2 separate regions of the Homo sapiens genome follow, and region 2 is linked to region 1. A link is an interaction called in ENCODE POLR2A ChIA-PET data of the cell type or tissue named here. Cell type or tissue: Panc1. All regions are shown on one strand. Each heading gives the region's core, and the rest is flanking DNA. Links, peaks and the distances in the headings are about the cores only. Region 1 overlaps TFCP2L1 (transcription factor CP2 like 1). Region 2 holds the start of INHBB (inhibin subunit beta B).

Evidence for each region. ChIA-PET counts read pairs that join two places held together with the same protein. Peaks named below come from ENCODE experiments on the same cell type or tissue, not always from the same donor. Only the 100,000 strongest peaks of a DNase experiment are listed, where the experiment ranks them.
Region 2: POLR2A ChIA-PET joins it to region 1 with 22 read pairs; 3 of 35 experiments call an interaction of 5 or more read pairs at or near these places.

Annotation. Positions count from the first base shown.
Region 1 is chr2:121,216,680-121,222,040 of GRCh38, reverse strand. TFCP2L1 (transcription factor CP2 like 1) reads left to right here. Exons shown (of 15, transcript NM_014553.3): 15 at 1-5,361. Among named protein-coding and RNA genes, the nearest start is that of TFCP2L1, 66 kb to the left of the region's middle. RefSeq lists an enhancer at 4,271-4,772. In Panc1, for the core only: no CTCF peak of the experiment used is centred there; a DNase peak (open chromatin) is centred at 820.
Region 2 is chr2:120,344,843-120,350,203 of GRCh38, reverse strand. INHBB (inhibin subunit beta B) reads right to left here and starts at 4,068. Exons shown (of 2, transcript NM_002193.4): 1 at 3,568-4,068; 2 at 1-1,105. The coding sequence starts at 4,015. The coding sequence ends at 330. LOC105373989 (putative cuticle collagen 91) reads right to left here. Exons shown (of 3, transcript XM_047446882.1): 3 at 4,211-5,317. The coding sequence ends at 4,290. In Panc1, for the core only: no CTCF peak of the experiment used is centred there; no DNase peak of the experiment used is centred there; H3K4me3 peaks cover 3,569 bases.

The sequences.
Region 1 (5,361 bases), core at 77-5,076:
CTTACGGGCCATGCGTATTTCTTTGGAGAAAGGTCTATCCAGGTCCTTTGCCTATTTTTAATTGAGTTGTCTTTTTTTTTTTAAGTTTTCTGTTTTCCTAACCACTAGACTACCAGGGATGAGCCTTCTTTTTATTATTGAGTTGGGTGAGCTATTTGTATATTCTAGACGCCAGTCTTTTATCAGGTATATGACTGGTAAAAATGTTCTCCCCTTCTGTGGATTGTTTTCAGTTTCTTGTTGGTGTCCTTTGAGACACAAAACTTTTTAACTTTGATGATTTCCAAGATACGTATTTTTTTTCTATTGTCACTTGTGCTTTTGGTGCCATATCTAGAAAACCATTGCCTAATCCAAGGTCAAGAAGATTAATGCCTGTGTTTTCTTCTAAGAACTATACTTTTAGTTCTCACAATGGTCTTTGATCCATTTCGAGTATATTTTTATATATGATGTGATGTAGGGGTCCAGCTTCATTCTTTTGCTTGTGGATCTCCACTTGTCCCACTGCTGATTATTGAGAAAAATATCCTTTCTCCACGGAATTGTCTTGGCATCCTTGCTAAAGGCCTCTGCTTCTTACTGGATCTTCTTTCCTGGGACATGGTGTCGTTGGGAAGCTTACCTTTTTTTTTTTTTTACTTAGTCTGTGTTTGGTTCCACCAGTTTTATGCTGCCTTTCTACTCTGTTCTTGCTGTCTCCCTCTTTACCTGAGTCAACGGTACTGAGTCCTATCTCTCTCTGATGTTCCCCAGTCTTCCTTGGTGCATGTTCTAGCTCCACACACTAGTCCTTGGAGGAAGGTTGAGACCAATGATTTCCTGTTATGAGTCATGAGGAAACTGAATCACCTAGAAGTGGAATAATGTGCTCAGGGTCACCATAGCCCATTAGTGGAAGGACCAGGACTAGACCTTTAGTCTTCTGAGGTCCAGCCCCTTAGGCTGTCTGTCATCACTGTACCCAAGTGATGTCACTACCAAGGCCAAATGATGGTGGGCTAAATTTTAATTCTCAAAAGTGTAGGAGGCTAATATTGTCTTCTAAGTTCCAAAAGAAGATGTAATAAAAGTCTGTTACCTTAAGTGTGCTATTAGTAGAGTCTTCCATTTTTCTGGCATGCCCCTGGCATCTGCTCTTCTTACCTTCTCGTGGTTGTAGTTAAAGCTTATAGCTTATGAAAGAATAGAAAATAATAAATACCAAAAAAAAGTACACATGGTAATTTGGTACCAAAATATCTCAGCTGCCTAATTTAGCAGCTCATCCCTTCCACAGGGGTCAGATGAGCTAAAGCTCCAGGTTTTATTTTTCATTTGATTGACATACAGAAAAGCCATAGCCCTTCCCACAGCTGTCCAGGGTCTTTCCTGTGAGTCCGGAGGTGCTGGCCTATTGAGCAGGACAGCTCTTCCCAGGGCATTCCCACCAACCTGTGGCTTCTGAACTGTAGCTTCTTTTTACAGTGAACCCCAGAGGGAAATAAGACAGACACATGTGCTCAGGCCACCATCTTGAACTGGAAGCCCAAAGCTGAGTTCCTTACTCTTAGGTCGTCACGGTTTTTGCGGGGTATCTGCAAGGTTGAGATAAACCCTTTCCTGTTTACCAGGTTGTCCTTTCTGGATGAAGGGACAGAGGCTGTTGAATGGAGGAATAATAGGTTTGCTGGAGGAGGGGCATGGTATGCCTGTGGAAAGGACAGGATGGGGTGGGGAGGTCGAGGCTTTGACTTGGGGTCCTAAACAAAGGTCAGGTGTTGCCCTAGTGACCTCTTGCCCAGACAGCCCAGAGCCCCTTACACAGAGCTATTAACCTAGGGAAGGCTTTACCAGCAGTGGACTGGAGCCAGCCAGGGTCACAAGTTTCCAAGTCCAGCATTGCTTCAGGGGCTGGCCTGAGTAACTGAAGATCTGAAAATCATTAACAAGTCGATGAAATAAACGGAAAAGCCTCTTAGGCTGTTGTCAGTGGAGCAGAGGGAGAAAGTCCCTAGGCGCTCAGAGGGGGTGAGAAAGCAGTGGATGATTGGGCGGGGGTGGGGGATTAGATGTTGACACTGCCTGGGGTGTAGGAAGAGGAACAGAGAACCCAGAGTCAGGGTCCTAGATCCCAGACCCTCGCTCAGTATGAGTCTCTTTGCCTCTCTGGGTCTCTATCTCCTCCTCTTACAAATACAGGCTTGGTGATCTCTGAAGATGGCACCAACCTGCCATGAAATGAATCTGAGGGGTTTTCCCATTTTTCCCTCCATCAAAATCGTACAAAAAGCTGGACGTGGTGGCCCATGCCTCTAATCCTAGCATTTTGGGAGGCCGAGGTGGGAGAATCACTTGACGCCAAGAGTTCGAGACCAGCCTGGGCATCGTAGTGAGACTCCATCTCTGTCTTTTTGAAAATAAAAAATCTTTGAAAATTGCACAACAGGCAGGAGACCTTTACGTGTGCCCATCCTGGTTGTACACAGTGCCACCAGTGCTCCTGCAGTGCAAGGCGGCATGCTTCTTGACATGGGTCAGATTGTGTCCATCGTGTCTTTGGGAATCAGCCCTAGCTCCTAACTGGGCTGACTACTTCCTCCGCAAACTTATGGGGGCTCCCAGATATTCCTTGCCAGCCAGGGGCCAGACACAGTGCAGGCACAGTCTGTGTCATTGGTGCACATGTGCGTGTTTACATGTGTACCTGGGTTCCTTCCCTTGCCCATGAATTTGCCATGAGCACAGCCAGAAGCAGCCTCAGCTTGGCAAGGTGTGGAGATGACTGCTGTTCCCTTCGCATTTGGGGAAAACAGGCTCCCTCGGTAGCTCGATGATCCTCTTTTGATCTTGTGTGACCTCCTGGAGAGTGGATGAAGCTGGTGGCCTTAGCTTTTCTAGACAGTGTAAGTGGCACTGGGCAAGGCCCCCAGAGCAGGGCAAGGTCTCTAGAGCGGGTCTCCCACATGACTGGCTTCACACAGGCACTTCCGCTCGGGTTGCATGCTCTGTGTCATCTTACCGGTCCAGGGTTGCAGGTAGGAAATGTTTGTACCCTCTTCTGATTGCCACCTCCTTCCCATCGCCCCTTAGGGACAGGGCTTGAGGGCCAGTGAGGCGCTGGTCAGGCACCCCAGGCCTCCTTGGGACCTGCCCAGGGGCACCCTGAGAGCTCCTGAAACCCCCACTTAGCTTCCAGACCTTTCTGCAAAAGCTCCTCCTGGCTTTCCTCCCTCCCCCAATCTATGGGTCACAGCTAACAGATCTGAGGGCAACTGCTGTGCTAGTGGCCAGGGCTGCACCTGCCATCCCCGGCTCTGCCACTTTAGGGCCTTCTAGAGGCAGTGTCCTTAGGAAGTAGCTCTGAGGCATGGGTTTTCTGCTCCTGTGCAGGGCAGCTGATGGGATAAGGTGGGGAAGGACGGTCAGTGCTTGGGCCCCAGCTGGCCAGCCTGGCGATGGGGAAACCAAACCATGTCCCCCAGCGAAGGGCCAGAGTGGGAACCTGTCCTCATGCCCTTCGTCCTGAGGAGCCCTGAGGTGGGCAGCAGGGGCCAGGGGAAGTTTTCAGGCCTTCATCAAAGAGAACAACATCCTCAGCTCCGCACCCCTCATCCTGTATCAGCACTTACCGGTGTGTGACTGCCCTTGTCAGCTAGCATACGGTGGGCCCACCTGGCCCACTGGCTGTTTATGCCACTGATTTATGATAGGGAATATTATCTTTGAACCCAATGAAGTGTTTTCTCCCCCATCACAAAAAAAAAAATTCTTATTTTTAGTAGACATGTATTTACCAAAAATATGTACTCAATTATTGTATTTTGGATTTTATCAATTTAAAAATTGTGGAAATTTGTTTGCTCTTACGCCAACATAATATTGATTTTGCCTCTTGGCTCTGAAAGCCCAAAATATTTACCGTCTAGCCCGTTACAGAAAAAGTCTGCTGACTACTGAGCCAGACCTCCATTACCTCCATCCCTGTTGGATTATTTAAAGAAAGCCTCAGACAGTAAGGGCTTTTTTAAAAGAATAAAATGACTTGGTTTGCGCTTGGAAGCAGGGGAAGCATTCAGATGAGCGGTTTCTGCATTAACCCTGCCTATCACGCATCTCGTGTCCTGTGTGGCTGGCGAGCCCCCCTTGGAAGGTTCTGGTGCTTCAGCTGGCTCCTGCAGAGTCCACCCCGCCTCGTGGTGGGAATGCAGAGCCCTTTGCTTTCCTTCTTGCCGCCTGCTTCCTGTTCCTGGGGACCCGCTGGGCCTTTGGTCTGCATCCCCTGGCCAGGTCCCTCAGGGTTGATGCGTGGAGAAGGACTTTGAGCAGTGGTGGGCAGCAGTGGCCTCCTGGCCAGCTCACACTCTTGTCCTGGGAGGGGCAGCCTGATCTCACCTCCACCTAGTACCTTGGGGACTGAGGACCTTTTGGCTTCTCTGGAGCCTGCAAGCCTCTTCCCATGTGTCCAGCTGCTCTTCCTGCTACAAAGGGGACTGCTCACAGTGGCCTCAGCTTGGTGGTTTTGAGGGGCCGCCCCCCGGCCCTCCATAAGGGTATCCTGGGCCTGAGAATTCTGCATCTGCCATTGGAGGATGGACAGCCTCAAATGGAAGGAGTCCCACGGGAGATGGGTCCGAGGTCCGGCTGTGGCCATCCAGCCCCCTGTGGCTTGTCCAGCCTCTGTGCACCCCTGGTGTCTTCACTCCAGGGGCAGACAGCAGCCACTGCAGTTCCTTTCTTCGTGAGTAACAGTAGTGATAGCAGCTGGGGCTAACAGGCTAGGCTTTGTGTTCTGCGCATTTGGTCAGCTTCTCACTCGATCCTCCCTAAAGCAATGGGGAGGCCCCCACTAGCCCAGTTTTCAGGAAGTCAACTGGGAGGTTAGATGGGGGCCAGGGTCCCACAGCTACTGATGGCCCGAGCCAGGTTGAGCTTCCTGGTGTCCAGTCCGGATCCCACTTGCAGATCTCATGCTCTCAGATAGGTGGGACAAGTTCTTTTGTCACAGTGCTGGCTCTGTCCTGAGGCCTCATTGCTGGCTGGGTGTGCTCTGCTGGGAAAAGCTTTGCGGGGCTTGCTTGGTTAACCACAGAAGAGAAGGGGACTGTTTGGGGTGCCTCTCTGCAGCCTCCCCGTGCTGGGTGGAAGCACGGTTACTGTGTTCTCTAATGTTCATGTATTTAAAATGATTTCTTTCTAAAGATGTAACCTCCACACCTTTCTCCAGATTGGGTGACTCTTTTCTAAAGGTGGTGGGAGTATCTGTCGGGGTGGTGTGGCCCTTGGATGGGTCAGGTGGGTGTGAGAGGTCCTGGGGAGGTGGGCGTTGAGCTCAAAGTTGTCCTACTGCCATGTTTTTGTACCTGAAATAAAGCATATTTT
Region 2 (5,361 bases), core at 144-5,143, 870 kb after region 1:
GGCATTTGTAGCTAAGCTGCCATTTGTCACCGCATCCATTTGCTGGTATCCTGGAGGCTGCTGTGTGGGTGGCAGGATGCGTCTGGCTGTGCGTGGCTACGTGTGCATTTTAAAGTATTTCATGTCAGTTGAGGGTTCTCGCTCTGGTTTTGACTGGTTGCTCTATGAAGCTGTAGAAAAATATCTCAGGCCGCACCCTGGCACTATCTCCACAGCCCAACAGAATGACTGTACTCAGCCCACCGTGTACCCCCGTTCCCGCGGGGGCTGGAAGAAGCCCACCCGGGACTGCCCTCCGTGCCCCACCACCGTGCCCCTGCCTTGCACTGTCAGGCGCAGCCGCACTCCTCCACAATCATGTTGGGCACGTCCCGCTTGACGATGTTGTACTCATCATCGAAGTACAGCATGGACATGGTGCTCAGCTTGGTGGGAATGCAGCAGGAGTTCACCGTGCCGGGGTTCAGACCCCGCATGCGGTACTGGTTCACCACAGCCGTGTGGAAGGAGGAGGCAGAGCCGGGGACCCCTGCCAGGTAGGCTGGGCAGCTGCCCTCACAGTAGTTCCCGTAGTAGCCGGTGGGTGCTATGATCCAGTCGTTCCAGCCGATGAGGCGGAAGTCAATGAAGAACTGTTGCCTGCAACAGAGGTTGGTCCGGCCATCGCACTCCAGGCCTCGCTTGCGAATGCGGTGCCTGCTGTCGCCCAGCCGAGCCTGCACCACCACAAAGGGCCGGTGCGACTCTTCGCCTGGGTCCACGAACACCGGCACCACGGCCAGCTCCTGGCAGCTGTCACACTGCACGTCTAGGTTGAGTCGCCGCTCGCCCCGCTCAAACAAGGCCTGGATGGCCTCCGTGAGTGGGAAGGTATGCCAGCCGCTGCGCTTGAGGTCCACCCTCTTCTCCACCATGTTCCACCTGTCACCGTGGCCCTGCTCCTGGAAGTACACTTTGACCCGCACCTTCCGCCGGCTGCCCTTCTCCAGGACGTAGGGCAGGAGTTTCAGGTAAAGCCACAGGCTGGCCTGGACCACAAACAGGTTCTGGTTGCCTTCGTTGGAGATGAAGAAGTATAGGCGGACCCGGGAGGAGGCGAGGCCATCTGCGGAAAAGGGGAAGGGCGAGCCAAGTTAATTCAAGGAGAACACAAGGCAATGGGGGAAACACACTCTCTGCTGCAGGATGCTGGAATGCAACTCGCCACACAGCTGGAAAACGTTACTGACCAGAAATACCATTCTTGGGGCCAGGGCCTCTGACTGTAACCTGGGAGAGGCAGAGAAAATCGTTTCTCATTGAGAAACCCGGACCAGGCTGGGGCTGGAGGGTCCGCGCCTATAAAATCCTGCCTCACCTCTCCCAGGCCAGGGCTCCCTGGAGACAGGCTGTCAGGCCTCAAAGCACAACAGAAGAACTTGTCAGGGGGCCAAGATCTTAACAAGTTGTTATGGGTATCTGTGAAATCTGAAAAACAAAACCAGGATCGCAGGGAGGATTTTGGGGTGGGTGGTTTTAGTAGGGCTTTTTTTTTTTTTTTTTTTTTTGGTTAACTTAGCGCATTGCAAAATCAAGCTGAGCCACCTACCGCCTCTTTCCAGTGTTTACCTAAGTATGATGTGATCCAACCCCCAGTGGAACCTCCACTGCAAACAAGCAGGCTCTGCTCAGGTTTCTGACATAGGAACGTGTGCTTTGCAGGCTGCAGAGCCTAGCCCTTATAGAATAGTTTCAAGGGACAGGACATTCAGCCTTAAAACTTGAGGTCCAATCCTTTGACAAGACTCTGGCTCCCTGTTAATGGCACGTTCAAAATCCCCAAGGAGTAGGGGAGCTGGCTAGTTAATTTTCTCAATAATTCAGCTCAACAAGAAGGAGGCTGTGCCAATCAAGAGATGACTCCCCTCTCATCCTACATTCCGGTGACCCTTGCCTCTGACAATCTACGTTTTTCTTTCCTTTTTTTTTTTTTTTTTTTTTTCAGGAAGAACAAATAATGAAACTCTGTGGTCAGGGCTGGTTTTATCAAACCTCCCACCATGCCCCTCCCAAGCCCCTACCTCAGGCCTCGCCTGGCTCCTCTAATAACACTGACATCTGACTTTGAAATGGGGGAAACTGCAGCCTTAAAAGCTGGTCTTGGACGAGCTGCCTGTGACCTGAATCTGTTATTTATAAGTCAAAGAGCTGGCTCCGTGAAACGGACCAGAAATATAACAGCCCCCGCTGTCATTTTGTGCCACCGGGACCAAAAGGCCTCCTCGACCTTCCAGAATCACATTTCTAACTCTGGGCCCCAAAGCACCTTTTAATCCGAGCCCTCTAATTGCATGGCGAGCTTTCCCTGACTCACTTTAGTGGACAGCTAAAACGGCAATGCATTTCTTTCTAAGCACAAACCAGCCCCGATTGTCTCTGCTTTTCTCCACACCCGGCCATGCAAAACTTTTCATCCCTTTTCATCCCCGGGCTGCCTGCTGCCTGGTGGGGTGGGGGGCATTTGCAGCCAGGGGCACAACCGCTCCCCCCACCGAGGCTCCCCGCTTGCCCCCGCCCTAACTGCACCGGGGCTTCCCCCTCTGCGACCTTCTCCGCAGTCCCCTCGGCACAAATGGGGCCGAGCTCCAGGCACAAAAGCCAGCCTGGCTCATTCAAGTCCTGAAAAGGACAGCGGAGTCGAAAGCACTTGCAGCATTTTGGCGCGGGCACATTTTTCTCCTTCTTTTAAAGTTCCGAAAGATTTTTCTCTCCCTGATTTTTATATTTAGACAGTGTTAGAGATTTGCAATCTGGGGCCGGGGGGGGGGGCGGATTCCAGAAAGGAGCCATACCCTTTGTTAACTACGACTCTGCCTCTCGGGCGAGGGGTCTGCTGCAGCTGCCAGGCAAGCCGAGAGGCACGGGGCTGTCCCCGAACCGCGGCTTTCTCTGTGTAAATGATGGACCTGTTGAGAAGCCTGCCTTCCGCCCGATTCCGGTGCCCACACAATCGGAAGAGAGGTTGCCTAGCTCTCCCCAGCGAGGCTTCAGCAATCCTGGCAAGCCCACGCCGCCGGTGATGGAAGCGGCCCCAGGGGCCTCTCACGCAGGCACACACACACACAGACACACACACAGATACACACACACTCTCTCTCTCCTCCGGCCCACGTATATCAACAAGCACACACATCTCCATCCACACTGCTAAGCCTACACTCCGATCGTGGGAAACAAAAACATTAAGCAATCACCAAGCAAGTGCCCGCAGAGCCAGGGCCGCGCGCATCTGCCGGGAGGGGGACGCGCGCCCAGAGGCGCTGGGGCCCGATTCCGGAGAGCAGGGGTGGAGGGCCAGGCGATCGGCGGCGGGGGGTTGAGGCAGCAGGCAAGGGTCTGCGGCCTGGGGGAAGAGGACTGCAACCCGGGCGGAGCGCGCAGGGCCACGGCCGAAGGAGCTCTGCCGGGAGTCCAGGCTGCCCCAGGGCGCGCGGGCTGCGGTGGCGGCGGTGGCAGCCGGAGCTAGCAAGGAGAGGGAGAGCGGGAGCGAGCGGGGACCGCGGCAGACAGCCGGAGGGCCGGACCCACCTGTCTCGGCGAAGCTGATGATTTCGGAAACGCGCTCCTGGCCGTCGGCGCCCGGGCTGGCGTGGCCGTCGAGGTGCGGGATCTCCACGCGGCCGTCCTCGCGCACCTTGCCCGCGTGCAGCTTGCGCAGGGCCGTGACCATGGCGGCCTTAGGCACGGCGTGCGTGATGTTGGGCCGGCCCCGCATCTGCAGGCGGCTCAAGATGTGCCGCTTCACCGCCTCCAGGAAGTCGCCGTCCACTCGGCCGAGCTCCTCTGGCCGCCGGAAGCCGCCGCACGACGTACAGGTGTCCTGCGAGCCACCCGGGGATCCGGGTGGCGGGGGTGGCGGCGGCGCGGCAGGCGTCGGCGGGGGCGTGGGTGAGCCCCAGGCCTCAGGCCCCAGCCAGCCGGCCGCCAGCAGCAGAAGGCAGGCGGCCCCCAGCGCCCGACCGGGCAGCCCGTCCATGGTGCGCCGCTGGCGACGAGGGCGCCCGCCGCGAGGCGAGCCGAGTCGAGCCGAGCGCAGGGCCGGGCTCCGGGCTCCGGGCGCGCCGCCCCGCCCCGCCCCCGCCCGCGCCCGCGCCCGCCCGGGCCTCCGCCCGCCCGCCCGCCGGGAGGGCTGCCGCCGGCTCGCAGGGGGAGGGGGCCGGCCGGGCCTCGGGGGTTCCCGCGCGGCAGGGAAGGGGCGCCGAGGGCCCCGGGGGCCCGAGGGGCGCGCCGGGCGGGGCGGAGGTCGCGGGTCACTGCCGCACGGGCGTCTCGGGGCGCCTCGGCATCTGCAGCCTTCTCCCCATCCTTTCCGCGTCGGGGGCCCCGCAGCCCCGGTTCGGGTGAAGCGAAAGCAGCGTCAGTGGGAGCGGCGGTTCGGCCGGCGGCTGGGGAAGGTGGCGAAAGAGCGGGTCCACGCAACTTGGCTGAGACGGAAGCGAAGGCGCTGGAGCCCCCCGGAGCGGAGCCGGGCGCGGCTTGGCGCGGCGCTGCGGCGGGCGCTGCGGCGGGGCCCCGCGCTCGCACCTGAGCGCCTCGCCCTCACTGCCTCGCGCCAGGAAGGGCCGCCGGCGGCGGAGACGGGCAGGTCGTCCTCGCCGCGGGCCGGCGGGCAGTGGCGCGGAGCAAGCTTGGTGCCCGGGAGAGCCGGCCGCGCGGGCCCGCTCACAGGCGGCGCCGAGCCCTCGGCCGCGGGCCCTGCAGTCCTCCCGGCGCGTCACACGGCAAAGTTGTCTCCAGGATCCCTGGGCGCCGCATCCACGGGCGGGCGGCCGCAGCGCGCTTCGCCGGGGCCTCTGCTCCGCCCGCCTCCTCGCAGCCTCCCTCCTTCCCTCCGCCTGCCTGCGCGGCCCGGCCGGGCGCGGGGCGCCGGGCGAGGAAGGCGAGGGGGAGGCAGGGCCCTTCTCGCTCCTGTCTCTTCTGCCTGCCGCGGCGGCGGCGAGGTCGGCTCGAGCGCCGAAAAGTCTCGCAGCGTCCCCGGGTGCAGTGCCCTCGCTCGCGCTCGTACTGGCACCCGCCGCAGGGCCGGGAGAGAGCGGGCGGGCGGCGGCGGCGTCCCCGCGCCGGGCCGCGGCACGGAGTGCGGAGCTCGCCGAGGAGGAGTTCTTCTCTTTGGTCTCTCTTCTTTTACTCTCCCCGTTTTTTCTCCCAAGGGGGAAAAAAGCCGCACAATCTCCGTATGTGCGCGCGCGTTGAGATAGACGTTGGCAGAAAAAAGGGGGGGAGGGAGGGTGTCGTCCTGCCCGTGCGAGAGGAGACGGTCCGTACCTCCCCGCTCGAGCTTCCCGGGGTGGGGGGAGGAGGAGAAAGCGGAATCTGTTCAGG